Regions from separate parts of the Mus musculus genome. Here regions 1, 3, 4, 5, 6 and 7 are each linked to region 2. Evidence: chromatin loops called from intact Hi-C (ENCODE). Cell type or tissue: left cerebral cortex. All regions are shown on one strand. Region 1 overlaps Etv6 (ets variant 6). Region 2 holds the start of Gm46977. Region 3 has its middle 75 kb from the start of Gm46977. Region 4 overlaps Etv6 (ets variant 6). Region 5 overlaps Etv6 (ets variant 6). Region 6 overlaps Etv6 (ets variant 6). Region 7 overlaps Etv6 (ets variant 6).

Region 1 (4,000 bases), 160 kb before region 2:
TGGTGTTAATCCTGTGCTCAGAGCCCCACCCACTAGCCATCCAGGCTCTCCCTAAATGGAGTAGAAGGTTTTCCCAGCTATTCCCAAACTCGAGATACAATATGCACCCTGGACAAGCTTATCGTAACAAGTCTTTTCAAGGCTGAGTTCAGGAGTGTTATTTGCAAACGACTTGGGCTGGCTTTCGGGCTCTTGGCTCTGAGGGAGGATGGATAGGAGAGAATGATCCAGCAAGCAATGAAGCGGGCAGGGGCAGACAACACACAGCTTGGGAGCCACACTCTACACTGCTTCATTACAACACGAAACCTATTTTGTTGCCTATGAGTCCACTGTGAGCCAAAAAGAAGTTAGTTCACTTCTCTGGCATCTGGGGTCCGATAATTCTGAGTCATGGCCACATTAACTCGCTACTGAAAGTGCAGGAGCTCAGCAGCGTGGCCAAGCCCTGGTTCATAGTGTCTGGAACTACCGGGCAGGGAAGAAGGTCTGCCAGCTCAGAGCAGAGGGACCTGGGTGTGTGTGTGTGTGTGTGTGTGTGTGTGCGCGCACACTCTCGAGTGTGTGTTTCTTTTTAAAGCTGTTACTTTCTCTGTGGAATCCAATTCTCCTCAATAGGAAGGATGGAAAATTCCGATTTCCTGGTTCTCTCCTATAACAATGAAGTGTACTGTCCTTGGAGGGCAGGTTCCCATGGCTGTTGGCTCTGCTGTCACGAACAGGCTGAAGGAAGGAGGCACTCAGCAAAGCAAAGGCCATCAGGGTAAACTGAGGCTCAGACGAACCTCACTGACAGGGCTCCCTTTCTTGGTCTGCGGCCTCACGGCTGGTTTCCTGGGCCTGCTGAGTGCTGGGAGATGCTCAAGTCACTCCAGGGTCAGGAAGTTACTATGTTAGGAGGATAAAGATTAGAGGGGTCCCCTATGAAGCTTCAGGGCTCATTTCAGTTTCCCCTGTGGTGAAGAAGCAGGCTCCAAACTGCATCCTATCCCAATACAGCCCCCAGCAAGGAAGAAATGAAGCCCTCAAAACCTTCAGGCCTTTGCCCCACCCTTCCTGCTGCTTTTTAGCTCACAGGAGCCTTTTGTTCTAGTCCCAGGAATGTGTGCTCAGTAGAGAAAGTGTGGTTTCTGTGGTAGCTGGGAAAGAACACTGAAGGAAAGGAGAAGAGAAGACACCCACCTTCATAAAGTCACCCCTCTACCTCTGAGTGTCCCCCACAAACCATCAAGAGCGAGACACAGAAAACAAGCCCACTAAGGTATTAAATGGGGAAGGTAAAATGGCTTTGCCAAGTTGGCTTAAGTGACTTCTTTGGGAAGAAACTGAAGATTTTTTTTCTTTTATCATCTCCTAGGTGAACCTGCACGTATCCTGACTTAGGAGACATCTCAGAGCTATAATAGTTAGTGTGAGGACTTAGAGGGGAAGGACATCACCGGCTTTCAGGTGGTCATGTGAGCATCGTGCAAGCCCAAGCCTCTGAAGAGAGTGTGGACATAGCCCAGTTTTTCTAGACAGCCGGGAAAGTATCCATAACAATTGGGGGGGGGCGCTAAAAATATTCCGAACAAGTGGCTCTTTATAAACAAGTATCGCATTCCATGTAAACTAGTTTGTGATGTTACATAAATTTTATGTAAGAAGAAAGCCAAACTCAAAATGAGTTAGCATTAGGAGATTTTTCTAGCTCCACATGGGTGATTGCAAAACGAGACTTTCAGCCAGGGTCAGCCTTATGCAAAATTCTGAAGGAGGCAACTGAATCTCAGCTTTCCAGTTCTCTGCCCTTTTCTCAAGGACAGCACCTGGCATCAGGGAATGAGATGTCTAGATCAGGCAGCTCTGTTTTAAATCCCAAGTCCTGTTCCTCCCTGGCCGATGATCTGGGCAGGTCACCTTATTTCATTATATGTAAAAATACATGTGAGCTCACAGGACTGTGGTGAAAAAAATCGGCCTCTGCTGCGAGGTGCTGTTCCTACCTGGTACTCTGAGATGTTCTTTCTTTCCTATTTCCTGTTCCATGACCCATTTCCCTCCCCAGAACCCAAGGAGTCTCCTTGATCTACATAGCCGCATTTCTTCTCTCCACTGACGTCCATTAAGATGAACTTCCAGGAAAGGATCTAAAAATGATTAATGTTCTAATGCAATGACTACCAATTGCTTAATAAGCCAACTCCTTGGCCCTTGCTGTACTCTGTGTGTGTCTGTGTGTGTACGTGTGTGTGTGTGTGTGTGTTTGCGTGCGCGAGTGTGTCTATATGTATTATGAGTAGGTGTGTATATACCGCATGTGAGCACGGGATGTGTGCCAGTGTCAGTGTGGGGACGGAGAACAACCTCAGGTCCTGCTCCTCAGGTTCTATCTACATTGATTCCCGAGACAGTATCTTCTTTCTGCCTTGGAGTTTAGAGTAGGCTAGTCTGGCCAGCCTCTGAAGTCCCAGGACCCAGCTCCCTGCCTTCCCAGAGTTGAGAGCTGTGCACTACCCAGTCCCATGGTTTTTTCAGTTTGCTGTTTGGTTTATATTTGGGGGCTGGTGATAGAATTCTGGTCCTTGGGCTTACAAGACAAGCACTTTACTGAGTCATCTCCTAGCCCCTATCCCGTAAATAAAATTCACATTCAATAATGAACTTCTTATGGTAGAAATGTGGGCACCAAAGGAAGAGCTGGGAATATTCTGAAGACAGCAGGTTTCTATGGAAACTTTTAAGGTAGACAGATAAGCAAATTCTTTGGATAGCAGGGTCACCACAAAATGCTTAAAAAAGGCACAGTTTCTTGGAATTATCACTGGCCAAGGCTAAGAGGTCTCTCTCTTCCCCATTGATTGCCAAACTCTCTTTTCATAAAAATAGGGTATTTCTTGGTTTTTAGTTGGATCCTAAATGAGACTGATAATACAGACGTCACGACAGTCTGAGGGAGATGAGGCTGACATCTGTCTTTCAGAAATAATTTCCAGGAAATTGTCAGAGCTGGAAAAAGCCACAGAAGAGAACCAGGAAGATCCACGTTCACTTTGCCACAGTCATGTAAGCACCGGCTCAATACAAACTTGCTGAAAATGGTGTTTAGAATTGGCAAAGGCTGTTTGGGGAAGGGCTCTGTATCCCTGGTGGCCATGCCCCTGCAGCATGCTTGCACCGTGCAAGGCCTGGACGACGTGCGGTTCTACCCAAATCCCAAATTCTATTGTAAATCAATGAAAGCAGCAGCAAAGAAAAAAACCTAACTTGAAATCTTCTGGAAGTTGTAGGCTCTTCTTAAAGATGTGCTTGAACCACTTCTACATGGAGAAGAAAATCTGACGTGGCGCTTTCTCACTAATTGTGGTAGTCTTAACATATTGTCAGATCGGATCTTCTGAGCTAGAATCAGGCATTTTTAAAAATTGTGGTCGGTTCGCTTAAACCTATGGCTCTCAACAGGAGAGTCATGATCCCTTTAAGACCATCAGAAACATCAGATATTGAGGTTATGATTCATAACAGTAGCAGCATTACAGTTATGAAGTAGCAACGAAAACAATTTTATGGTTTGGGGCTAACAGCAGGAGGAACTGTATTCAAGGGCTACAGCATTAGGAAGGATGAGAACCACTGCCTGAAATTTCTTCATGCTTTCCTTTCTGTTGCTTTTCTTTTAACAGGGTACCATGTAACCCAGGCTGGCCTCAAGCATAAGTAGAGACTGGCTGTGAACTCCTGATCCTCCTGTCTCCTGTCCTTAAATGCCTGAAGTCCATAGTGTGCCACCATACCTAGCGTTGTTTTTCTCCCCGTTGACATTTAGAAAGCATGAGTCTTGACGCACTGATGCTTTTCTAAGCTGCAGAGCCACTGACACCCATAGATACTTGCACGTGCACCCTCCATCCTTGGCGTACATAAGCTACCCATGTCCATCCAGGTCCTCAGAAGTGCATCAAAATGGCTGCCCTTCTTGTTCTAAAGATGTGGCTTTTGAGTTGGCTTCATGATCTAAATT
Region 2 (4,000 bases):
GACCAATTCAGAAACTTTCACCTTGGAAACTCCACCCCGGTCTGACTCTGGTCTTTTCCTTAACAGAACAGACAAGGGCTCAAAAGTAAACAAAGTACTACCCCGCCCCCCATGGCTGCCTCTGGCCAGGCTCCTGTGGCCTCCACCTCACCAGTGGCTGAGGAATTTACTGCCGCTGACCAGCTGTTTGTGCTGCAGGAGAGCAGATAGGGAGGAGTGAGAGAAATCTCTCCTCAAAGGCGGCCTTCGTGCCTTTAGTACAACATAGCATCCGCTCCTCCTTCAAAGACTCACTCGCATCCTTCACCCCAAGAAAAAGTTTATCACCTACTGGACTCAAGTGCTGTCCCTAGAAGCAAGCAACTTGCTTGGGACTTGCTAGTAAACATCTTTTTTTTTCTCCTCTGTTTCTGTTTCTGTCTCTGTCTCTGTCTCTGTCTCTGTCTCTCCCTCCCTTTCGCCATCACAGTGCCACATCCCAAGGACTAAATGAAGCACACATCACTCACTGAAGCATTTTCAGATGATCTGAACTAATCCTGGTTCTTCTTGATCTCCACAGTTTATTATGGAACAGGATAAACGCAAGCAGCTCCATGGTGAGAATTTTCATGCACACACAGACCTAAAAACACCAATGGCCTAGGCACACATTCACAGATTGTCTCCACAGATAACAATCCAAAAAAACAACAACAACAAAAAAATGTTACTCGAATAGGTGGCGGAGAATACATTTGGAAGACACATGTAAAAATAAAAGACATTGATAAAATAAAAAATAAAGGAGGTACCCAGAAAGCCGGGAAGGGCTGGGTTACAGCTAGCCCGTATAATAAACAGTTCTGTGTTCCATCCCCAGAACCAAAGTTTAAAAAAATAAAATAAAATAAACAACCTAAGACAACAAGGAAAAAAATTGACATTGCGCGGAGTGCACACCACTTCCCTATCACACTTGAGGATGTGTTCCGATGGGGGCTTGGTTTCTCACATGTGTTAGCTCTTCTTTCCATTGGGATGCAGTGAAACAAGCGGTTCAACAGAGGCGCACTCCCTGATCCCAGCATCAACCGTGAGCCCATCAGGGCAGCAGGAATGCAGTCGGTTTAGAAGAGGTGGGAGAAGTCACGGGGTAGACCACCACTGTGACCCCACTGTGCCGTTTTTTTTTTTTTTTTCAACTGGAAGCTGTTGCTCTACCACTGGTCCAGATTTGTCTGCTGTCAGGTTTACTGCCATGGAGCCAAATACAGTTCACCATTCTAATACCCTATTATTCAGTTGCCTCTGTTTTTGTTATGAAGTGTGAAGTAAATCAGATTATCTATAGGACAAGACTTTTTTCCCCCTGAACTCGATGAAGAATCTAATTTATATTGCAAAGGAAAAAGTATCTCAGTATCCTAAATTCTTCAGGGAAGCACTCCCCGCTGCTCCAAAGCCTACCCCAGATATTCACCAACACAAAAGACCAAAAAGTTCTTCTGGGCTCTCCTGTGAGGCACAAAACAGAGACACCAATGCACCTTCGAAGTCCTCGGCAGCCTGACTTCGAACCCATGACCGTCATTCCTGATAAGAAACACCAAGGTCTGATTCTAATTATGAAAAACTAGTTAAGGCAGTGACAAAATACCTTTCCCTCCCATAGATCCTAGATGAACCGCTGTCACCGCCCCAGAGAAGAAAACAGGCTAGTTGCCCATTGTTTCCCCAACATCCATGCAAGGGGCACATATTAAATAGGCCAAACCATTAGAAAACTTGAGAAACTTCAGCCCTGCCCATTGAGCAGAACAGCTTGCCTCCTGGTGACTGGCAGAACCTTGAAATAAACGCAGCATGGGAAAAATAACTGAGGTAGACAGTCAAACCATCCTGCCTCCCAATGGTGGCAAACTTCACAACAACTTTTTAAAAGCAACTAACTACAGCACCTCAGCCTATATAGACAGACTGTGTATATACATGCACATGCGACTACCTGGAGGCAAAGGCTGTTTGCAAATATCCCTCTTGAACTTAGAGCAGGTCAGGGAGCTCCAAGACTGCAGCTTTTCCACACCAGCTTGGACTGTCAGAGAAGGTCATTTTGCTTAGCTACTTCTTTTCCACCCTTCATCACAGGAGTTTTCTACTTTCAGATTGCTCAACTTTCATATGCACTAGCGTAAAACAACTATTCAGCAACTTTATTCACCTTGGTTTAATTTTTTTTTTCATTGTGCAATGCCCAGGAAAAGCTGACACCAAGACTGTCTTAGGACTTGCAATCACAATCAGAAGAGAAGAGAGGGTAAAATTCTTGTGTGATAGAACGGGGGGGGGGGGGGGAGGAGGGGCGTAAAGAGAGAGAGAGAGAGAGAGAGAGAGAGAGAGAGAGAGAGCATCCTAGTGGAGCCCCTAGAACTTTTTCCCTAGAGACCACCCCTTGGGAACAAAAGTTACAATTCAGTCTCACGTTATGCGTAGGAATAAAGAGAAAGGGTTTTTCTTTTTCCTTTCTTATTTTTAAGCGCACTAATTACGGAGGTGCTCTACAGATCTGAAGACAACCCGGGTTCCTCCTACCAATTGAGAGCGGCATTACATTGTCAAAAAGAAAGGGAGTGGGGCTCTCTTTCTCTCTTGTCCTCTTGGGCTATTACCTTCCCCCTACCTTCCCTATTCCCTTCCCTCTCTCTCCACGTGTTCATGGCCTGCCTCTACTTCTCTACTCTCTCCCTCTCTCTGCTTTTTTCTGCCACAACTACCCTCTTGACTCCCCTCCCCTTGCCCTAAATAAACTCTATTCTATACTATTAAAAAAAGGAAAGAAAGAAAGGGAGTGGGGGGGGGAGGCAGGAGCCCAAGAGGATCTCGGCGGAGAGGGGTGCAGCAAGGTTACACTAAAGGGTACAGCGCGGCCGCGAGCTGCATCTCCTTTTCCCTCGCGCCCCAAATAATTCCCCGCCAGCCTAGCAACTGCACCAGCAGCCCCGGGGTAAGGGGGTTCCGATCGCCCAGCGGAGGAAGGAGGGGAATCCGATCGTTACCTTAATGCTAGACTGAGCAGGAGTCTCAGACATGTCTCACAGCGAAAGGGATCAGGAAGTTCTCAGTTTTTTTCCACTTTCCTTTCCTCTCCCCAACCCAGAAACGCTCGGCGGGGCAGCGGGATGCGGTCGTTTAAGAAGTTTCTTGCAGCATCGCTGGCGGCGGCCGCCCGAGGGGGAGGGGGGGCTCTTCTCAACGCGCGGATTGGGCGCGAGGTGCGGGGGCGTAGGAGCCGGCGAGCACGGCGTGGGGTGTGCGGGTCGCGGCGCGGCGACCCGGGCGCAGCAGGCCGGCCTGGCGTGTCTCCTCCCACCCGCGGCCGGCGCGCCCGCCCTCCCGCGGCGCTCGCTCGCTCGCTCTCTCGCTCCCTCGCTCCCTCCCTCCCTCTCTCTTTCTCGAATGTTTTCCTTCCTGGAAGAGAGAAACTGAAAGGCAGAACTGAGAAAGCTCTCTGCTCATTGATCTTGAGAGTTTCAGGGCAGAAACTGACGTGAATTCCCAGCACCCGGCTCTGCCTCTTAAAGGAGCCACCAGGAAATAAAAGCTCGGGTTACCGCGGGCCGCGGAGAAATCAAAAGGCGTGCGGGGGAGGGGCGCGGGATGCCCACTGGGCCGCCCCGAGGCGGAGGACGCCTTTGGGGAACCTTGCAGCGTGGCCCAAGGACCAGCAAGCCTGGTTCATCTCTCTCCCGACTCCCCTGGCTGCGCCTCAGGAGGACCTGGGCCACGCACAGTAGGGGCTTTTCTGTGCACTCCCAGAGGCGCAAATGCAGCCTGGGGACCGCAGTCTAGGAAGGGGCTTTCCGGGAAGGACGCGGCGCCGCAGGAGGAAGCGAGACAATGGCCTTTGTTCTGCGCGGCGACCGCGGCCGCTTTAAGAGAATCCACCAGGAAATGGGAGCTCGGGTTACAGGCTGCGCACGGGGAAGTGCAGGGCGCGACGCTGGAGACAAAGCCGCGC
Region 3 (4,000 bases), 77 kb after region 2:
TGTAAGGCCCTAAATTCAGTTCTCGGTACTGCAACACAAAACGAACAAGTCAAATTCAAAGCTAAATTGAGAGTTTATCTTTCTCCTGTCAGAACGGCAGTCAGTCCTTAAGAAAATAAGTAAGAAAAGTGCTGGTGAAGATGTTGAGAAGAGGAAGCCCTCATCCCCCGCCAGCGGGAATTTCTTTGACACTAGGTCAACCGCTGTTCTTTTGGAATAAAGCCAACTTGATCACCGTGAGTGATCTTGGGATGAGCTTCAGTTTGTCTTGCAAGTATTTTATTAAAACGAAATATATCTATGTTCATCAGGGAGTTAGCCTATGATTTTCTATTGGTTATTGTTGTGTGTGTTTGGTTCGTGTATTACTAATATCAGCTCCGTACAAGATGTATCTAGACACTGCTGGTGAAATTGTAATTAGGCCTGCTACTGTGGAAGTCAGAGCGGCAGTTTCTCAAAAAGCTAAAATTAGATACAGGATGACCCAGCTGTACCACGCACTCGTGACGTTTACCTGAAGAGCTCCATCACAGGGACACTTGCCCATCAATGCTCGCAACAGCCAAGTTCTAGAACCAATCTAGGGGTGTATCAACAGAGGAATGGATAAAGAATGTGATATACATATATAAAATAAATTATTATACATATAATTTATATGTAATAAATATATTTCAAATTCATATAGATGAATTTGAAAAAAATTATGTTTGCTAGTGCCTGCATGGATGTGTGCACATACACATGTGAGTGACTTTAACCTAAGACCTCCTGAAAATATTGGGTCCCTGGAGCTGTAGTGGGTTTTGTTTTGTTTTGTTTTTCAGCCACAGAAAGGAACGGAGTTATGTTCTTTAGAGCAAAATAGATGCAAGGAGAGATGACCATAATAAGTGAATTAAATCAATTCTAGAAAAAACAAATATCACTTCTTCTCATTTGTCCTTCCTAGATTGTATATAGACCTATCAATAAAACATCATTTATTTGAATGTGGTGTTGCACAACTTTAATCCCTGCATTTGGGAGGCAGAGGGAGACTTATCTCTGTGAGTTCAAGGCCAGCCTGGTCTACATTGTGAGTTCTAGGACAGCCAGGGCTACATTGTGAGACACAGTTTAAAAATAAAATCATGCGTGTATGACAGGTAAGTAGAAGTGAAACTGCCTAGGGGAGCAAGAGGGACTAACAGAGGGAAGAGGGGTTAAGAAAAGTAGGGTGGGAGGCCTGAGAGGTATGCTCACAATATATGAACACATACACAATCTACAGTTTCTAACTAAAACTCAATAAAACGGCAATGCTACTGATGGGATACGAAAAGAATATTAACATTTCAAATGATGACGTTTTCTAGCTTAGATGAGTTAGTTCTTCATTCATTGATCATTCAATCAGTCAGTAAATGAATCCACCATATGTGTTAATAACTAAGTGAAATCGGTCAAAGTGGGGTATGCTCTCAGTTCAGTTATCTCCTGCTGCCACCTACTGGGCATATCCTTTGCTACGACTTTCAGATACCCAGAGTTTCTAAGAGGAAGTTGGAGGGAGTCTACTATTGCTTGCTGGACCATTGCAATTTTTTTCTTCCATTTTTACATGTGAATTTTAGATCATTTTACGGTTGGTTCTTATTTTAACTGTACACGTTTCTTTATATAAGGCAAAATGACCAGATCAGTGTAGCTAATGTTTGCACCTTAAACATTTAACAATTTTTAAATTAATTCCTAATAATTGCACATAATAACCACAGTATATTTATAGGGCGCAGTGTAGTGTTTCAGTACATGTGTCCATATTCTCTTAAGCACAGCTCTCGTCACCTCCACCCAAATCCCTGGGGCTCCAACACAACTCTTGCAGCAGGAGCAGTTGTTTCTCAATGAGTCACTGCCCTGTGTGCCAGGGCAGCCACTCTGTTCCTCTCCCTCCCCTAGAGTTTTCCTAGTGAGCTTCTGTTTGAAGAAAGTTTTGACTTGCTTTGGCTTCTTTCCATTCTGGTGGGAGTTAGAATTTCTTGCCAGGACAGTAGAGGTGTGTGCCTGGATTGCCTAATGCAAGCGAGAGTCAGAGGCCTTTGCAGCGGGCACTCCCAACCAAGTTTGAACCCTCTCTTACTTCTGAAAGGCAACCATGTCATGGAGGTGGAGAGGAGTTAAGACCTTCTCATGGTCAACTGGGGTGCTTTAAAATGCTGTGTGGAAGTTGGGACACACAGGATTCGGCATTCGATGGCTCATTGGCTCTGCATCATCAAGTCTCCAAGTAGGTCAAATACATCACGGGATGGTTTAGTCACAGGAGGAGATGGACCAGTCACCCGAAGTCCGCTGCTGACTCGGATGCCTCATTCTCTCCTCCTTCAAGCCAAGAGCTCCCCAGACATTGTTAATGTTTTATGTAGAAAGGATTAACCAAATGTATACTAGTTGTATTAACCAGATGTATAACTTCGGAGGAAACTGTCTCCCATCGAGTGTTGTCACACCAAAAGTCATTTTGGACTTAAGAGATAAGATTAATTGATGGAATACTAAACATCCTTCTAGAAATATTTCCAGTCCCTTGTTGGCTGAGTGCCAGCACTAATGTGCCTGAGGCAGGTGGATTGCAAGTTTGAGACCAGCCTAGGCTATATAACAAGACTGTCTCTTAGGAAACCAAAATGCAAGTAAAATAATTTAAAAGATTTATTTTATTTTTAAATATAACATGTGTCTATGTGGGCATGTATATGTGATGAAGACACTCATGGAGGCCAGAGGAGGGTAGCCCCTGGAGATAGAGATACAAGCACCTGACTTTAGTGCAGAAATAGAATTCAGTCCTCTGTAGGAGCAGTATGCAGTCTTAACGGCTAGGCTTTGCACCAGCCCTCAAACAAATGCTTTAGGTAGTGATATTCCTATTTATTACCACCAAAGAGTTTGTGGAAAAATGTATGTATGTATAAATATGTATGTATTTGTATTTATGTATATATGTATGTATCTATTCTATCATCTCTCTCTCTCTCTCTCTCTCTCTCTCTCTCTATCTATCTATCTATCTATCTATCTATCTATCAATATGTATGTATATATGTATGTATATATACTGTATATATGTATCTATCTATCTATCTATCTATCTATCTATCTATCTATCTACCTATCTATCATCTATCTGTCTATCTATCTATCTATCTATCTATCTATCTATCTATCTATGTATAAATATGTATGTATATATACTGTATGTATGTATGTATGTATGTATGTATGTATGTATGTATCTATCTATCTATCTATCTATCTATCTATCTATCTATCTATCTATCTATCTATCTATCTGTAGGGCTAGAGAGGTGGCTTTATGGTGAAGAGCACTTGTTGCTCTTGCAGAAGACCTAGGTTTGTGTCTCAGCACTTACATGCTGTCTCACAACTACTTGTAACTTTACTTGCAGAGTATGTGGCACCATCTTCTGTCCTCTGCAGGCATCACACACACATCATACATACATAATACATACATACATACATACATACATACATACATACACACATACATACACACACACACACATACATACATACATACATACATACAGATGAACACTCATGCACATGACATAAATATACATAAAATGTTAAAAACATGCACATATTTATTCATGTTTAGTGTCTCCTGAAAATCTTTAAGAACTCCAGGCTTATCCTTATTGCCTGAAAATTTAAGGACATATCCTGTGCGCAGTCTGCACTCAACTGTAGGAAGGGCAGAAAGCACAATTTTGTTTGTTTGTTTGTTTGTTTGTTGTTGTTGTTGTTGTTTTTTGAGACAGGGTTTCTCTGTGTAGCCCTGGCTGTCCTGGAACTCACTTTGTAGACCAGGCTGGCCTCGAACTCAGAAATCCGCCTGCTTCTGCCTCCCGAGTGCTGGGATTAAAGGCGTGCGCCACCACCGCCTGGTTCAGAATGCACAATCTTAAGTCAGCAGCTGAGTTCC
Region 4 (4,000 bases), 150 kb before region 2:
TGCCAGGATATAATGTGTCTTTGGGAGTTAGTGTTTAGATCTCTGCCTCGAGGCACCACGTACCCTTTCTTGAAGAGGCAAGAGCTGCCCAAGGGGCATGAACACTTTACATTCTGGTAGCTTCTCTCTAATCTAGAATTACAGTAGATGGAACTGAATAAAAAGAAGAAAAAATACCACCACCACCATCAACACTACCACCACTACCACTACCACCACTACCACTACCACCATCACTACCAACCACCACTACCACTATAAACACCACCACCACCAAACTGAGTGCCGGGCCCTATTCCTCCCCTCTACTGCTGTTTACAATCCTTCCTTTAAAAGCTCTTCTCATGGCTGCCCTCTCACTTAGGCTTTTCTTATAGCTTCACTTTCCTCAGCTCCATGTATCCGCTCCCTGTGAGGGTTGCAAATGAAGCGCATACCCTCCCTTCTCTTTGCTGTCCTCAGACCACCTGTACTTCTACTTTCCTCAGATACCTGCCTCCTTTTTCAAATCAGTCGCTTCTCTCCTACGGGTGGGCCACAGACATAATAAAATCTCACCCAAATGCTTTGCGTTCTAATTTAGGGGTTACCAATCTGTCTTCCCCAGGGGAGAACAAGTCCCTTGAGGGCAGGAACAATTTTTTTTGTCTTTGCAATCCTAGGACAAAGGACTGTGCATGCCAAATAATAGCTAGTGGGTAAGGAAAGCCTGGAAGGACAACCTCAGAATTTTGTCCATGTATGGTAATAAAAAGCAAGGGGTTTTCTTTTCTTTCTATCATCAAATCCACAAACAGATCATATAAAATGAGCTAGTATCAGAGCACTCTTGTAATCCAGTCACAGCCGGTAAGGCCGACAGAAACTAAAGCTCCGTCTTCAATTCATGGCCATGTCTGAACTCCAGCCATAGTGAGATGCTTGATTGTCTGCCCCTATGGCCTGACAACCTTTCCCACTGGGCTTACCTAGCCCACTTAGCAAGTGTGAAGGCAGCCAGGGATATCTAGGGAAGCTCTGTCTCAACTCGCCCCCCGCCCCCCAAGGCAGTGGGTAAAGCTCTATCATGGAATTACTCCTTGACACTTTCTCAGTTTATGAAAATGAAAGAAAATTTGCAGATGCCAAAGCTGGCAATACACAGCCTTGGTGCATCCTTGACTGTTGTGGGTGAGCCCTGGATAAAGCAGTGAATGATGTGGTAGACTGCCCCATGAGAGATGATAGTTGTCTTCAGGGTCTGTAGACATAATGACGGTGTGGTGGTGGTGGCGTGTGTGTGTGTGTGTGTGTGTGTGTGTGTGTGTGTGTCTTTCCATGGTTTGATTCATACCTTCCTTGGTTGGGAATCAGAAGGTTTTGGCTTCAGATCCTCAGTCAGCCACTTAATAGTCTGATGCAGACACCAGATAAATCATTGTAGCCCTACTGAGCCCAGACTGTTTCCCCACCTTCTAAGTGTGAGCAGCACGACCCAGCTATGAGCTGCGGCTGGCCAGGAGGGCTGGGTGAAAGGGTAGAGGTAGTAAGAACTTAACCCTGAGATAAGAATTCACACATAGCAGGTGAACATTAACAGTAGCCGAGGACCAGAAGGTCAGAAACGGGACACCTCTCTCCTTTCTGCTGTGTGTGGGGGGAGGTAGTGCATTATAACCGTGGACCACCTTCTGGTCTCATCCCCCACCTTCTCTCAGGTGGCTGAACTGGAGGCCAGGGTGCTGCCTGTCATCTCTGTGAAACTGCATTTCAGTTTTGGGGAAAAAAAAACATAAAAGAATGTAGCCAGGGTAATGTGAGCATCTTCAGGCGAGGGAATGAACTTGCTCTGGCCACAGAGATCAAATGCAGGGTGTGACTTTGCTCAGCTTCGAGAGTCAGGGGCCGTTTCCTTCTCAACCAGCATTTACTTAGCTCTTACTCTGTGCCTAACCCAGCACCGTTTGACACTCACATTTTCCCTGCTCTGACTTAGACAACGCTGTGAAGTGGCTGACTCCACTGTATATACCTTTGTAGACTAGGGGTGGTTCTCTTTGTTCTCGGGAGTAAGAGTGGGTCTGGCCCATGCCATCGATAGCTAGAGATGATTAGGAGGGGTGTGTTATCAAACCTTAGTTCAGTGTGCTGGAGCAGATGTTTACCTGGGCTTCTTTGCCCCAATTGCCTCGGAGAGTGTCCTTTTTACCACGCTTCATCACCAGGGCAAAAGGCAGCTAGAGTGCTCCCGCTACCTGAGCCTCAGTTCCAAGGATGGGGACTGGGGCCAAGATGGTTCACACTGCACTGAGGCAATGCCACCACCAGGGCACAGATAGAACCTAGCCCTTGACCTTCGAGGTCTTCCCTAATGAATACAGGCTTAAATGTAGCAATTTCAATGTATTCTGATGAGCTGAATAACAGATCCTGCTGATCCTGCTTTATGTTTATGAATATGCTAAGAGGATCAGTTTGAAAAAAATAAAAACAACCTCAGAAAAATGTTTTAAAATAGATAGAGGTAGCTCAGTTAGTTCTACAGAAACCATAACACACACACACACACACACACACACATACACACACACACACACACACACAGTTCTCTTAGACTGCTGCTGGACACCACCTCTACACAATGAACGATGTGAACAATGTAGTATTCACACCATCTGCTAATGGAATGCCATGGGCCTTAAACGAATGTTATTGTGGTCAGTTCAATGGTCATGCAGCACATTAAGTTGTGTAAAATGATTTATTGAAGTTTTGTGGGTAGACACAATGAAAGTACATGGCTCTCTTCTTCAAGCATTTACCACCAAACAGGAAAGAGAAAGCAAATAAATATAACACTAAACGACTCTGCTGTCTACACCGAAAGGTAACTAGGTACCGTTTGTTTCTGAGAACCACCAAGGAAAATAATGACTCTCTTCTGCCATAGCGTAGACTCCAAACAATATCAATACCCAATACCCACAAATATTAAGAGATCTCTTCTTTCTCGTGCAGCCTCGTGATTGGCCAACGGTCTAGAAGTCAACTTGAAGAAACTAAAAACTCCAGTCCAACGAAGCCTACAGGTATGAAGAGAGGGGCCCCAAGTGTTGACCTCCCTGTGCCCAGGCTATCTCTCTGTCCCTTCATTCTGCAGCAAGCACCAAGAGCTATTTTTAAACCCCGGGCTCTAGACAGCTGAGTCAAGTCAGAATAAGATATCTGAGTGCAGAGGTAGCGGAGAGGCGCCAAGTGCCCGGACAGAGCTCAGGCTGGAAAACCTGCTTGTGCCCAAGCAGCTGGGTTGAGAGCGTGCTCTTGAGATCACAGAATGGCCAAAATAGCCCAGGTCTAAGGGTCAGGCAGGGGGCAGCTATATAGGAAGCATCTTCGATGTCTTTGAGCTTAACCAGCATCCAGTGCCAAGGGCTATTTCCAGCACACTCTCAGAGCTACTTCTATCCTCACACCCACACTAAGGGCCAGGATGGAGAGAGAAACAGAGAGAGAGAGAGGAGGTTGACGGATTGACTGAGCTTTACTGCTCGCTCCCTGACTTCCGTGGGTTCCCAGCGAGCTTCTAAGAAAGTAGGATTCAGCCGGCGTCAGGGCTGAGGCTATATTTATACCCTCGCAGCTGCCCAGTTGCTGAGCGGTTCACATTTACAAACAGCGGGAGAACAAGGCGTTTTCCAGAGGGGCCGTTTTCTCATGACAGTTATTTTAGATTTCTCTGGGATGAGCTCAGCTTCCACTTCTTTTTGAAGAAGGGGAAAGGGAGAAAGGAAAAGTGGGAGGCAGAGAAGTGGAGTAGGCGGATGTATCTCCCCGCTGTCCATACCACCCTGTGCTATTTTCTCCTATTCCACCCTTCCTGGCTTTCTCTGTTGGCCAGGCCTGGGGCGTGGACATAGCACAGGACTACACCAGGTAACAGGGAAGAGACTCAGTCCTCATCCTTGGTCCTGCTTCAGAGCATCCTCAGCGACAAAAGTGAGCAAACGAAGGCAGGATAAGC
Region 5 (4,000 bases), 170 kb before region 2:
AAAAGGCTTCTTTTTTAAATTCAGTAATTAAACTTATAGTTTAGTACAACAGATACCAATAGGCTCCACATGTACAATTCAACCAACATATATATCATATAGAGTTATTATGTACGCATATATTTCATATACATAATAAAATTATATTATGCATATATCAGTATAATATATATGTAGAATATATAATATATAAAACCACCCCCAAATAACAACAAAGCAAGTGCATTAATCGTACTGGACTTTCACAATTTATCTTGTCTTTATTCTGTAAGCTATACAGAGTAATGATATAAGAAGATTGCCCATAGCCTTAGGTTTTTGTAAGCAATCTAGTGATTTAAAGTATATGGCCGGCAAACACTATTCCATTACAAAAGGGACTTGAGAGTCCTAGCTGGGTGTCAGCATGTGTTCTGGAATGCATGTTCTACAGACATAATGGGACAATGTGTTTTAAAAATCAAAGCAAACTCAACACCAATGTTTCAAGTCAGTCTTCCAAAACAGACATGGTGAGGAGGCTCCATGCTAACCTCAGAGAATGGGGACTAACCTGAGCAATTCCATCCATCTCCTGGGCTTTTGGAGTTAAAGATCTGTAGGTGAACTCAGGGTCAGCCATTATCCTTTCTTTGAAAGGCACACACAGGGACCACCAGTGCCCACCCTTTCAATGTCTGTGGACCACTGGAGTTGATTGGTGGATACTGGAAAATCAATTTAGTGCTTTTAAGCATCTTGTATACAAATGATTCTAACTGATGACTTGTGATAGAATGTAACAGCAAACTAGATTTGAAAGAGAAATACACATACTATCTCAAATTTAGGGGAGGAAAATAGAATATAGAATTAGAAAGCTTGCCTACTTTTCACATAGATATCAGGGCAAGATAAAATAAGGGAGGCACTTGGCAGCAGACATTGGCAGGGGTGGAGGAGAGTGGCCCTTCCCCGGGAATGTTAGAAGACCTTGCTAACACACTGAAACTTGGTATGCATATTAGTAAAGATTCATCATCATCTTATCTTAGTCTATGAACACTGTGTTAGTGTGACTAGGAATGAAGAGATATCACAGAGAGAGGAGCTTCAAAAGCCAAGAGGCAAAAAGGACAGAGTTTCCTGAATTTGGGAGAAGATATGTTTTAATTTACCAACTTTATCAATACTTATGCCAACAATGAGTCCAACTGTAGGACAGAAAAGAAAAATAAGACGGCTAGCGACTAGAAATCACTGTGTGTTTCCAACAGGTTCCATGAGTACATTTAATGGGGACATGAGCACAAAGATCTGGATCTGTGGGCTCTGCATCCTAGAGATGATTGACAGGGGCTGCCGGAATGGAGTGAATGAACAGTTTCTCTTTCCCTTTTGCCCATTTGAGCCACATACAGATGATCTCTTGTCTGGCTATAGCTATGATCTACAGACATTCATTTACAGAGCGCAACAAGAGTGACCTTCATCCTCATTCTGGATGGGCCAGGAGAGATCCAATCAGTGGGATGGGAGAGAGGCTAGCCTTTGTGCGGCCCAGCTGCCCCTTCCCTTCCCTCTTTATCCTTAGGAATTTAGAGACAGCAAGCTGCCTCTTCTCAAGATGGAGACAGTGCCTGACATCACGGAATCCCAGAGGTGGTGACATGCGGGGACAAGAAGGGTGTGTGTGTGTGTGTGTGTGTGTGTGTGTGTGTGTGTGTCTATGTTTTATTTTGAAAGGGGAGTTTCAACAAGAACTTCATGGACCCCAGGTTGTACCAGGGGTGGGGTCAAAGGAACCTACAATTCTTCAAGGCTTTTCTTGGATGTGTTTTTCGAGAGAGAGAATTTCATTCCAGCCCGTCATGCCTTTCATACGCTCTATTCCTCCTCCTGACTCTAGTTGACAGTGACTCTCTCCAAGTGTTTTCAAAGGTTGGCTGCCCTCTGCTGTGGAATTGAGTGTCCTCTGCGAGGCCAGGCAGCCAGTGCTAACTCAGCATCTGAGGGCCGCAAGACAGACATCACAAGCAGGATGGGGTAATTTTAACGGCATCGCTGACGCTGATGCCTCACGGGGGGTGGGGGTGGGGAACATCACGTTTGGACCAGCAACTTCTATTTAAAGGCATTCGTGTTACACTTTCTGGCATGTGCATACGAGACCGACTTTTCTGTCCCTGACCCATTCCCTCTTTACTCACAGACACTGGAGAGAGAATCGTTTCTTTCCCTAGCTTTTGTCCTTCAGCATGAGAGCTGTGAAGGCTGCTGATGCCCTTGGCTGAAGACTTGTACACAGTGGTAGGAAAATGAGAAAGACAAGCCTCACTCCCCTTGGGCTCAGGGGGCCAGAAGGGAGCCGGGACGCTCCACGTTATGTGGAACACCTTTCTCTCCTGGTTTGCTCATCTGGGATTCTACATCATTTATAGCTTGTGATAAAGGCTGGAGGAGTCCTGTGGGAGAGGGAGCTGATAAGATAACACGAGACATGATTCAACTCATGCTTGGTTTTGTTCGGCAGTAAGAAGAGTCTCAAGGAATACTGGCAGCCCCAGAGTGTGAAGGTGGACTTTCTAGTGGCCAGAGGGCAGGGTATACTTTGTGCGGCTAGGTGGCAGAAAGGCAGGGGACACCAAAAAGAAAGACACCTGAATTCACTGTCTGCCTACTGTCACATGGAGTTTGTCATTCCTCTCTTGGCTGGCCTTGAGCTCACTACGGGTAAGGATGACCCTGAATTCCTGGCCCTCCTGCTTCTACCTCCCAAGGCCTGAAATTACAGGCACGATCTGCCATGCCTATTTTATAGCTAAGAATACTGTGAGTTCTGAAAGGAGATCCCTGTCTTTGGAGCCTGGAGTTAAAGCCCTTTCTTGTGGCCTCTGCTCTGGTGAGGTCTCTCACCAGGCAGCTGTTTATCAAAGCCCACCGTCCACTCTTACTTCTTAACAAGTATGGCTGACTTGGTAGGGAACACTAGGAACTACCACCAGTCAACTTAGAAAATAAAATGCAAAGTCCACTTCCACCGTTTCTGTGACCTACTAGCGTGGACGCTATCAACAACTGAACGGTCCCCAAAGATACCCTCACACGGTGACCCCTGGAGCCTGTGCATGGGAACTTTTATGAGAAACATGTTTGCAGACATAACTTAAGGATCTTGAGACGAGGTCACGAGGGTTCTTCAGGGACCACGACTCCAGTGTCCAGTGTCAAGTATCCTTATAAGGGAACAGAGGACAGGAGGTGTGGCCACGTCCAGACTCAAGTGTTCTGCAGGACTGGGCTTGCTTTTGAGTTTCTTTGCACGGGATCTTTTTTACCCACATGATGAAATGTCTTTGTCTTTATTCAATATTTGTCACTTTCTCTTGAGTTATTTTTTGTTGTTTCCTTCTTATTTTACCTTATTTGCATTTTCCACTACTCTTCAAAACCTGGTCTTCAGTATCCATTCTTGTGTGCTCTTACCAGCTCATGTCCTACCTCTGACTTAGCACTATCCCTGCTTCCCCCTCCCATGTTGTACTACTTTCATAATGTTTGTGCTCACATGGAAGGAGACGGCTGCTGTGAACTGTTTAAGATGCTCTGGAACGCCTGTTGTCTTATGAAGAGCTATTATCCTGCTTCTCATTTTCCTCTGTCTTATAAAGTGTGTTTGAGTCTCACTTTTCTACCGTTCTCTCTCTTTTTTTTCTCCTTTAAAACCCAAGTTAATCTTTCTGGGTTTTTAGGAACTGACTTACTTTCAACTTTACCTAGCTACTCTTCTATTCAAAGATGGCAGCTAGCATTCTGAAACCACTTGGCTCTCTGTTCCTTGGGGAGTTCTTTCCCAAGTCACTCCTCTGCTACTGTGGAAGAAGGTGGTAGCCAGCCACAGAGTTAGCAGGCACCAGGGAATCCTGCATCTTGCTGAGTCTCAGAGGCCACTTATAGGATTGGTGACAACTTCTTGGTTATTTTGGGTTTTTCTTGTCCCCAGGTTTATCCACCGTCTTGG
Region 6 (4,000 bases), 130 kb before region 2:
CTACGTGGTCACCTTTTGTAGCCAATGGCTATAATTATGCAATGGTGCTTGCTAAAGCAAGTGCCAGAATTAGATGCCAGGCACAGAAGGCATGCTATTGGCAATCTCATTCATCTAGTTCTCAAGTTCTCAGAAAACTCCAACGTCCAGAGTTACTCAAGAGTTTAAGCTGGAGGGCTGCGAAGAGTGAGCAGCCGGACTAAAAAAAGACACAGAGCCCAACGCAAACCCGAACGCGAGGCTGCTCGACACACTGGGAGCCAAGAAGCCCGCTCAGCGGCTCAGTGACACACTTCTACTTCACACGGAAGGTACACGAAGCTTGACGTATCAAGTCTTTCCAGAAAGGGACATATGGTGAGGAGAAAACCGTAGCCCTGTCATGACGGTTACTCGTGACAATGGCGGCAGGTGACCTTCATTCCATGATTGATTAGGCAAATACTTACTAAGCACCTCCTTGGGGGAGGGCGCTCTTCGAGGCACCAGGCAATTAACGCATAAACAAATAAGCAAACAAAATTATAAACTACACCAAATGGTGATTACATGTTATAGAGGGTGTTAACAATTTGAATACCCAATACCCCTCATTCACCTCACAGCTCAGCTATCTGAAAACTTGATTTGTGGTTGTTTGGTGGTGCTCTTCTGGGAGGCTACAAGCTTAGGAGGGGGGCCTGGCTGGCAGAAATAGGTCACTGGGTGCTGACCTCTGAAGGCTTCTCCTTACAGTATGCTGCCTCTGCCTTCTGATTAGCAACGATAAGAAAAGTCACCTGACACAGTTTCCACTGCCACAGACTGGGCAGGCCCTGTTAGTGGGCTTTCCTCACCATGATGAACTGAGATGTTCTGAAATGGTGAGCCAAAACAGATCTTTTCTTTATTTGGTGGCTTCTGTCAGATATCTTTATAGGGGCAAGGCATCATGGAAGGAATTCTAGAAGAAACATGGTAGGTAGTAGGATGAAGGTCTTGTGTTTGTGCACATTTCTTAGGGAAGAGAAAGTGTGTGGGGGGATAACTGAAACATGAGAAGGGGGAGGGGAGGAAGGAGGGCTAGGGAGGGAGGGGCAGAGAGAGGGAGAGGAAGGAGCAGAGAGAAAGAGGAAGAGGGAGGGGGAGGGGGAGGAGGAGGGAGAAGTGCTAAGGCTGTCAGGCTGGAAGCATGGCAGGCTGGGAGCCACTCTGCCCAACATTGCCATCATGTCTTCACGGACTCACTCTCAAAAGCCCTTTATGCTTTCACTCTCTCCCTTCTCCCGTTTCTGTCTCTCTCGTTACTTCCCAGGAGTCCTCTCAAATCACAATCAGATCACACCAGCCCTCTGCCTAAAATTCTCATTGAAAAATTAAATGCCGAAGCCTTTTAACGGCACAGGCATCCCCTACCTCCCCTGCCTCTCACACTCACCTCTCTCGTCCCATCTGTCACTGGAGACACACTCCCTTCCTCTCTGGTCCTTTTACCATGGTAACCATGTTCTCCCCTTGAGGTTCTCATTGTTCTCCATGCCTGGACGCATGGATGAGGTTGGTGACTTCATTATGGGCTATGAGAAGGTGGGCTTGACTAAGTACAACTCGAAGGGCCTATCTTGCTCTGGCCTCCACTTCTCTGTCTGTTTCTGTGTTCCCATGAGATGGACAGCTCTGCTTTGCCCCCTGCCACGATGCTCATGGCCTTATTCCCAGAGCAGCAGGACCAAGAACGCCAGAGTGAAACTATGAGCCAAGATAACTCTTTCCTCCTTTAAATCGCTTCTCACAGTACTTGTCACAGTGACAGAGTCTCACTCACACATCTGCTATTATCCCTTGCATATTTCCACTTCATTCATCCAGCACGGATGGTCTTAGCTGGCAACTGTAATTTTTCTCAGCCGCAGTACTGAAGACAGCGTTTTATTCAGTGTGTTCATTGTGTTGCCACCACTGAACAAATCCTAAATACACTCCTTAGTGCTACTTCAATTTCTTCTATGGCATCTTAGAACCTTCCTGAGATGATCTACACCCTTTAGTGTGGAACACCAGAGTCTCTTCAAAACCTTGCTCTACCATGTCTTCAACTAGCAGGATAGCAGAGTTATGACTTTATGTATACATGTATCTCTTATGCTTTTCTTACACATGTGATAACTTAGCTGCCTGTCTTACATCAATACACTTGAGGTTCTTATTTAAATTCATACGAACCAACAGCGCACGTTCTTTGGATACCGTGGCTTTATTTCTTGAGACCGTCCATATATCTAGAGGCTGTAGCTGTAGCTGTAGCTCCTAGGCATGCCTGAGACCCTAGGTTCAATCTCTAGCAAGATAAGGGGCAAAGAGGGAGGCGTAAGGAGAGAGGACGAGGCAGGGAGGGAGGAGAGAAAGGATGATGGGATAGAAAGAGGGAGGGGATAGGGAGAGCTAACCAAGAAATGCTGTCCTATAAGCATGGAGTATGCATGCCAGCATTTAGGTGGTGAGATTAGGAGGAATAGGTATTCAAGGTTATCCTTGACTACATAGTGAGTTTCAGGCTAGCCTGTACTACATGTATCAAAGAAAAGCTGTCTGACTCTGAACCTTGCCATCTACATAACTGATTGGTGCCACATTTCCCACCGCTCCCCAAACCCGTCTCTCTCTGGCATCACCCGTCTCTCTCTGGCATCAGTGAACATTCTACCATACAGAGTCCATTTTAAAATAACAAATGAAATCTAAAACCCTTTATCACAAGTGGGAGAAAAATACAAATCCACACAAACACACTGCTTATCATGAGCGAAAGAGTAAGACGTACCCTACCTAGTGGACAGTGGACAGGAGACAGGTTCTAGCTGAATGGTTAGGCTGAACTCTTCTTAACAAATTGAGGATTTTTTCCCCCCTCTCTCTCTCTTGAAAGCACTTCGAGAAGATAAGTTGATAAACATCTGTTTACTGACCCAAGAACAACTCTGCAAGACTAACCAGAAGGCCTCATGTTCACTTTGAACAGACTGATGAAGCAGAGGAGGACACCTGGTGCAGACTCTGAGGCGAGTCAAGCGCTGCATCTACATTTCAGCAAACAATTTGAGTCTGTCTTGACAGTTTCTCGGCGGTTAAACTGAAATTCAGAATCCCCGTGCTCATGTGTCATTTACAGCATATGAGATCTATACGTGGCATAAACCATATAAACAGGATATGGGTCTCAATTATGAAGGCCGCGTTCTATGCCTACCTGGAAGGCAATCTCTACCAGCGGGCCACCAGATGCATGCATGCACTAATCCTGTCTTACTGTCTTTCCTTCAACAAAATTAACATTAAAGTACAAAAAGGCATACTCATCCGATCTGGATCATAAGGAGATAGAGATGGGGTTTTAAAAGGTGGTGTACGCACCTGTAGACCTAGTACTTGGGAAGTTCTGGGCTGCACGGTAAGACTTGTCTCCAAACAAAAACCCCAAGTGAGATGAAAGGGCAGCAGCCATAAGGTTATAATCACCTCAGTCAGCTTTCCCAGAACTTAACAGGCGGAATGTTAACCACAGAAGGGGAGGGGTGGTGTTGGGGGATGGAAGGATTAGTGATCAAAGAATGAGGGAGAAAAATGATGACTTCTGGCTATAGCCCAAGCAAAGATGAACAGGAGTATAATACAGATACCGAAATCTAAAGTGTCAGCACGGACTTATGCTACATTAATAACAGGACTATCTACATATTTAACATGTACTTTACATCTGTCGGAAGGAAAAATTACTGAGACAGGTTAGACGCAGAATTGACATTCACATCTCTACCTGACTTCAAGGGTCCCATCCGTCTGAGGAATATATGTTGAAAAATCACTTCCTATTTGGTTCCATGGGGTAAATAAAACCAGAACCAAAGGATGAGGCATCACCAAGTTCAGATGAAGACCAAACCAGGGGCACCTACACAGGCCCCTATCAGTTACCGCTCTGCTCCTGTGATAAAATGAACTCCGTGGCCAAAAGCAACTTAAG
Region 7 (4,000 bases), 180 kb before region 2:
GAATCCAGGCATCTTCTATTAACCTGGATATTGAAGAGGTTTGTAGAAGCATATAGAACTGTTGTTTGCACATGTCTTTTGAAAAATATACTTTAGATAATATATTAATATATGCTTGGCTGGTTTGTCAATAAGTTAGCAAATACTTTTAAAAGTCCTTTATAGTATGCTCAGTATTGTTATAAGTTGTTGCACGTAGCTATGAGCAAAAGCTCTTTGGGAGGAGGGCAGTCTTTGATGATTATTTACAACTTGAATCCTGACAGGGAGTCTGTCAGGTTTTATCCTCGGAAGTCACAGAATCAAGAGTTCAGAGAGAGAGCTCCGTGAGACCAGTGTTTGCACACTGGGGCTTCAGTCTCTGCAGGTGAACTACTTGAACTTTGGAGGATATGTGGTACATGTCTTTCAAATGTGCTCTTCAGCTCAATTCTGGAAGAAACTGCTTTTTGAACTATATGATCACCAGGATAGGCTGCTGAGAGGGGGGAAACGATTGGCTCAGATCCCAGGGAGACCACGCCAGGCTGTGAACATGATTGCAGAGCCTTCTAACAGGCTCTAGTGCAGAAAACGGTTTTGAAGAGCCGAAGTCAGTTTCTTCTAAGTCCAAGGAAGATTCCTCACAGCCAGTTAATTGGCTGGGCCAGGTAGATAACACAGCTACTTCGACAATAATGCAAGGTAATGCATGGGCCTCCTGGGCTACGTAGTGAGTTCCAGGCCAGCCTGGCAACCTAGTGAGATGCCATCTCAAGTCAAATGAGGCCTGATGATATTGCTCAGTGGTAGCATACGTGAGGTCCCAAGTTCAACCTCACTTCCATGAAACCAAAACCAACCAAGCCAATTCAAACCCTAAGCATTTGAGTGTGTTTTCCTGTTTTACATCTAATGGCAATGTCTTTTTCATACATAATCAAACAAGTGACTGTAGTATGTGACCACTTTATAACCTTTAGAAGGGAACTGGACCACTAAAGGATTTGAGGTTCTATGTTTGGGTTGTTACTGGCAATGCCCATTCAAAATGGTTTATGGACACAGAAAGTGCCTGCCTGTTCCTAGTGGAGTGTGAATGGTGGCAGGCTATCCTGGGAAGACCTTCGGCTATTTCCTACTCTCAACAGTGTCCACTTGGACAAGAACAGCATACCAAATTGTGATTTAAGATGTTACTGGGTAAGTGGGAGGATGATTCTATCAAGGATGGGTAGAGGTTCCAATCCGGCTGGCCACAGGAAAGCACCTAGTGGCCAGAGGGCTTGAGCAGAGAGCTTCTGGGTAACGCAGGGAAGTAAGTGGATGGGGCCAGCTTGCTGAGGTGTCAAAGTAAATACAGAACTGAAGCCTGCCTAAGAGGGGAAACGAAAGTTAGAAAGTTAAATGCTGACGTTTCTACCGAGGACAAACTAAAGCAGAGAGGTGGGTGACAAGGGGGCGGGGGACACAAACAGTAATTTGAGGTTCTTTATGTTCGATGGAAGAAAACCGTCATGAGTAATCTTTTCCCTAAATACAAGAAGAGTCACACACTCCCAACAACACTGCTGGGTAAGAATAACAGTTTCTCTTCTCACTTCCCATTAATCTCTCCCACAGCTCAGCCTTGAAGCAACCAAGGCCACAGCACCGTGGAAACCCCCTTACCAGGAGCCCACAAGGAGGCTCCCGGCACGTGTACAGCTGGGCGGCAGGTTACAGAGAGCACTTGGCAGCTAACCAACAGTGACCCTGACGCTGCAAGCTACCTGCTCCAGGACACTCAGTAAATCGATCAGCTTGACTGCACTTCCATTAGCCTATGGAGAAGGTGGGCAGCTCACTGAGCCAGAGAGAGGCTGGCTACATTGCGGGTGCTGCATGTCAAATCCCTCAGCTATTTCTTTTTTAATTCAACGGTGTAAAAGGGCTGGGACATAGCATATGCTTTGGAATTCTAACTGAGAAAAAAAGAGCCTACTTCCTTCAAGGGCCCTAAAGCCCCTATGTTGAGGAATGGAACAGAGCAGGTACCTGGAGGTAACGCTGAGGTGATGGAGATAATTTAATTGACTAAACAGTCATTTATGAAGCACTTCTCTGCACTTAGTGCTGTTCAGAGCATTTCAGAAGCATCAGTTCATTTAACTGCATGCTCGTATAACATTTGAGATGGAAGTGCACGTTAGAAGATGGAGGAGACCTGATGCGTCCCAGGGAAGTACCCCACACTTGTACGGTGAGAGCAACAAGTAGAGCTGAGATCTGAATCCAGGCAATCCGATGCCAGATTCTGTTTTCTTACCCAGGCACTTTCCATCCACACTCAGAATTAAGACTGGCTTTCAAAAAGACGGAGGAAACCAACTCCTTCCCACCCAACACTGAGATCCTTGGCCCAGGCAAGTTATCAGCAGATTGAAGATAGGAAAAAAAATCTGCAGATCTCAGGGAGACAGATTTATGGCTAGGAAGAGGAGGGAGGGGCAGGTGGAACGATACTTTGCATGTGTCTGGGAAGAAAGCGCTGCTTTCACAGGCTGCTCAGCGACACTTGCTCTTGACTCTCTGCCCAACTCCCAGCTGTGGGTGGGTCCAAGGCTGCTGAGAGGGGAGGGATGTGTAGGATTTGTTTCGTTGTCAGTTCTGGCAATTTGACTCAACAAAGAAAGAATATATATGTTAATGATTAGGAAGAAGAGAAGGATGGGAAGAGAGGAAGGGAGAGAGGGGGAGATGGGAGGGAGACAGAGAGAGCTCCTTATGATATTATTAGCCTCTGTGTGCCAATGTGTCATGAGAACCATTTAACTATGACCAGCGTTCATCACGGTGAGAATTTTGTATGGAGGAACTGAATTGCTATGAATGAGAAAATCACTAAGACCCCCACTCCCTTCTTTCCTCAGAGGCGAGATCAAGTTCATGGGCTCACACATAACCTTCAGTGATACATCCAGACTCTTAAATTCTCATAATTTCTTCAATTCCACGTTCAAATTGGCCACCACATTCATCAGGTCATCCTAACCTCATGCCCAACTTTCTGAGTTATGCATAAACTAATGAGAAAGCTGACCAGGAGTCAGGGGCCGGGATTTCCTTCCTACATAAGCTGCTAATGAGCGTGGGATTCTAGGCAACCCACTTCATTTCTCTGTTGCTCAATGGCTCCATCTGTAAAATATGGGGCTGAAGAGTATGTGATCAACAAGTTCCTGCATGGCTTAACATAGCCAGCACGCACTACTGAATTTGAACCTCAACTACCAAACAATACAGACAGCCAGGATGCTATTTCTTTTGCTATAAAACTACTCCACACTCGTGATCAAGATCTTAAGATTCTGTAGCTTTTCGAAGGCTCTTCTGAGTCATGGAAGGGAGATTAGTGTTATGTTCTAATTCTTTGCAAAGTTGTCAGCCAGCCATGGCAATGCTAAACCTAACAGCTTGCCCCTTTAAAAAAGCCCTTAACTGCTTTTTGTGTGTCTCCTAACTCACAGGAGCCCTGCAGTTGGCTGGGTTCTCATTTCAGTTTAATTGAAATTGAATGATCTGAGTTGGTAGACATTGTTTGAGCATTATTATGCTCAAGTTCCTTTAATTTGTGCGTGTGTGTGTGTGTGTGTGTGTGTGTGTGTGTGTGTGGTGTTTGCACTGGAACTCATACAAATTCAAGTGTTCTATTACTGAGCCAAACCCTAACTCCCAACTCAAGGCTTCTCAACACTTTAGCCATTGGTGAAAATATCCTTCCATGTTAAACTCTTCATATTTACAAGAACTTGCTCTGGACCCCATGCACTGGAAGGCAGAGTCCAGAATGTGAGAGGCAGACGCCACAGCAATGCTCTGATTCAACCCTGGTCCCCATAACTTATTAGGAAACCAAGGCCTGGAAAAGCTAAGCCATACCACGCCTGGTCAACCTACACCAGAGATCCATGTGACCTCATCTCCTGACTCAATGACAGCAACTTTATGACCCTTGACCCAGTCATGTCTAGTGACTAGT

What was found. Hi-C counts contacts between places; a loop is a spot of excess contacts. Peaks named below come from ENCODE experiments on the same cell type or tissue, not always from the same donor. Only the 100,000 strongest peaks of a DNase experiment are listed, where the experiment ranks them.
Region 1: it touches region 2 in a loop (2.0-fold over the local background); 5 of 42 quality-filtered maps call a loop at or near these places.
Region 3: it touches region 2 in a loop (2.2-fold over the local background); 13 of 42 quality-filtered maps call a loop at or near these places.
Region 4: a loop joins it to region 2, with 2.7 times the contacts of the local background. A loop is called at or near these places in 9 of 42 quality-filtered maps.
Region 5: it touches region 2 in a loop (2.1-fold over the local background); 7 of 42 quality-filtered maps call a loop at or near these places.
Region 6: a loop joins it to region 2, with 2.6 times the contacts of the local background. A loop is called at or near these places in 9 of 42 quality-filtered maps.
Region 7: it touches region 2 in a loop (2.7-fold over the local background); 4 of 42 quality-filtered maps call a loop at or near these places.

The regions. Positions count from the first base shown.
Region 1 is chr6:134,197,162-134,201,161 of GRCm38, reverse strand. All of the region lies in intron 2 of Etv6 (ets variant 6), which reads right to left. Among named protein-coding and RNA genes, the nearest start is that of Gm52920, 13 kb to the right of the region's middle. In left cerebral cortex, no CTCF peak of the experiment used is centred here; DNase peaks (open chromatin) are centred at 299 and 1,532; H3K27ac peaks cover 1,682 bases.
Region 2 is chr6:134,035,177-134,039,176 of GRCm38, reverse strand. It overlaps Gm46977, which reads left to right and starts at 3,865. Exons shown (of 4, transcript XR_001785383.2): 1 at 3,865-4,000. It overlaps Etv6 (ets variant 6), which reads right to left and starts at 3,477. Exons shown (of 8, transcript NM_007961.4): 1 at 3,039-3,477. The coding sequence starts at 3,071. In left cerebral cortex, CTCF peaks have their summits at 1,885 and 2,582; DNase peaks (open chromatin) are centred at 1,907, 3,239 and 3,523; H3K4me3 peaks cover 3,010 bases; H3K27ac peaks cover 1,541 bases.
Region 3 is chr6:133,958,379-133,962,378 of GRCm38, reverse strand. No RefSeq gene overlaps it. Among named protein-coding and RNA genes, the nearest start is that of Gm46977, 75 kb to the left of the region's middle. In left cerebral cortex, a CTCF peak has its summit at 1,500 (motif pointing left); DNase peaks (open chromatin) are centred at 1,492, 1,953, 2,233, 2,552 and 1 more place.
Region 4 is chr6:134,182,064-134,186,063 of GRCm38, reverse strand. The region is part of intron 2 of Etv6 (ets variant 6); the gene reads right to left. Gm52920 (a long non-coding RNA gene) reads left to right here. Exons shown (of 3, transcript XR_003956529.1): 2 at 2,998-3,068. Among named protein-coding and RNA genes, the nearest start is that of Gm52920, 2.4 kb to the left of the region's middle. In left cerebral cortex, a CTCF peak has its summit at 2,326; a DNase peak (open chromatin) is centred at 3,587; H3K4me3 peaks cover 201 bases; H3K27ac peaks cover 1,075 bases.
Region 5 is chr6:134,209,523-134,213,522 of GRCm38, reverse strand. All of the region lies in intron 2 of Etv6 (ets variant 6), which reads right to left. It overlaps Gm38908 (a long non-coding RNA gene), which reads left to right. Exons shown (of 3, transcript XR_869493.3): 3 at 1-1,306. Among named protein-coding and RNA genes, the nearest start is that of Gm38908, 11 kb to the left of the region's middle. In left cerebral cortex, a CTCF peak has its summit at 1,941 (motif pointing left); DNase peaks (open chromatin) are centred at 1,501, 1,957 and 2,260; H3K27ac peaks cover 385 bases.
Region 6 is chr6:134,168,210-134,172,209 of GRCm38, reverse strand. All of the region lies in intron 2 of Etv6 (ets variant 6), which reads right to left. Among named protein-coding and RNA genes, the nearest start is that of Gm52920, 16 kb to the left of the region's middle. In left cerebral cortex, no CTCF peak of the experiment used is centred here; DNase peaks (open chromatin) are centred at 171 and 1,825; H3K27ac peaks cover 856 bases.
Region 7 is chr6:134,218,013-134,222,012 of GRCm38, reverse strand. All of the region lies in intron 2 of Etv6 (ets variant 6), which reads right to left. Gm38908 (a long non-coding RNA gene) reads left to right here. Exons shown (of 3, transcript XR_869493.3): 1 at 1-38; 2 at 1,603-1,813; 3 at 2,292-4,000. Among named protein-coding and RNA genes, the nearest start is that of Gm38908, 2.9 kb to the left of the region's middle. In left cerebral cortex, no CTCF peak of the experiment used is centred here; DNase peaks (open chromatin) are centred at 1,474, 2,468 and 3,278; H3K27ac peaks cover 1,696 bases.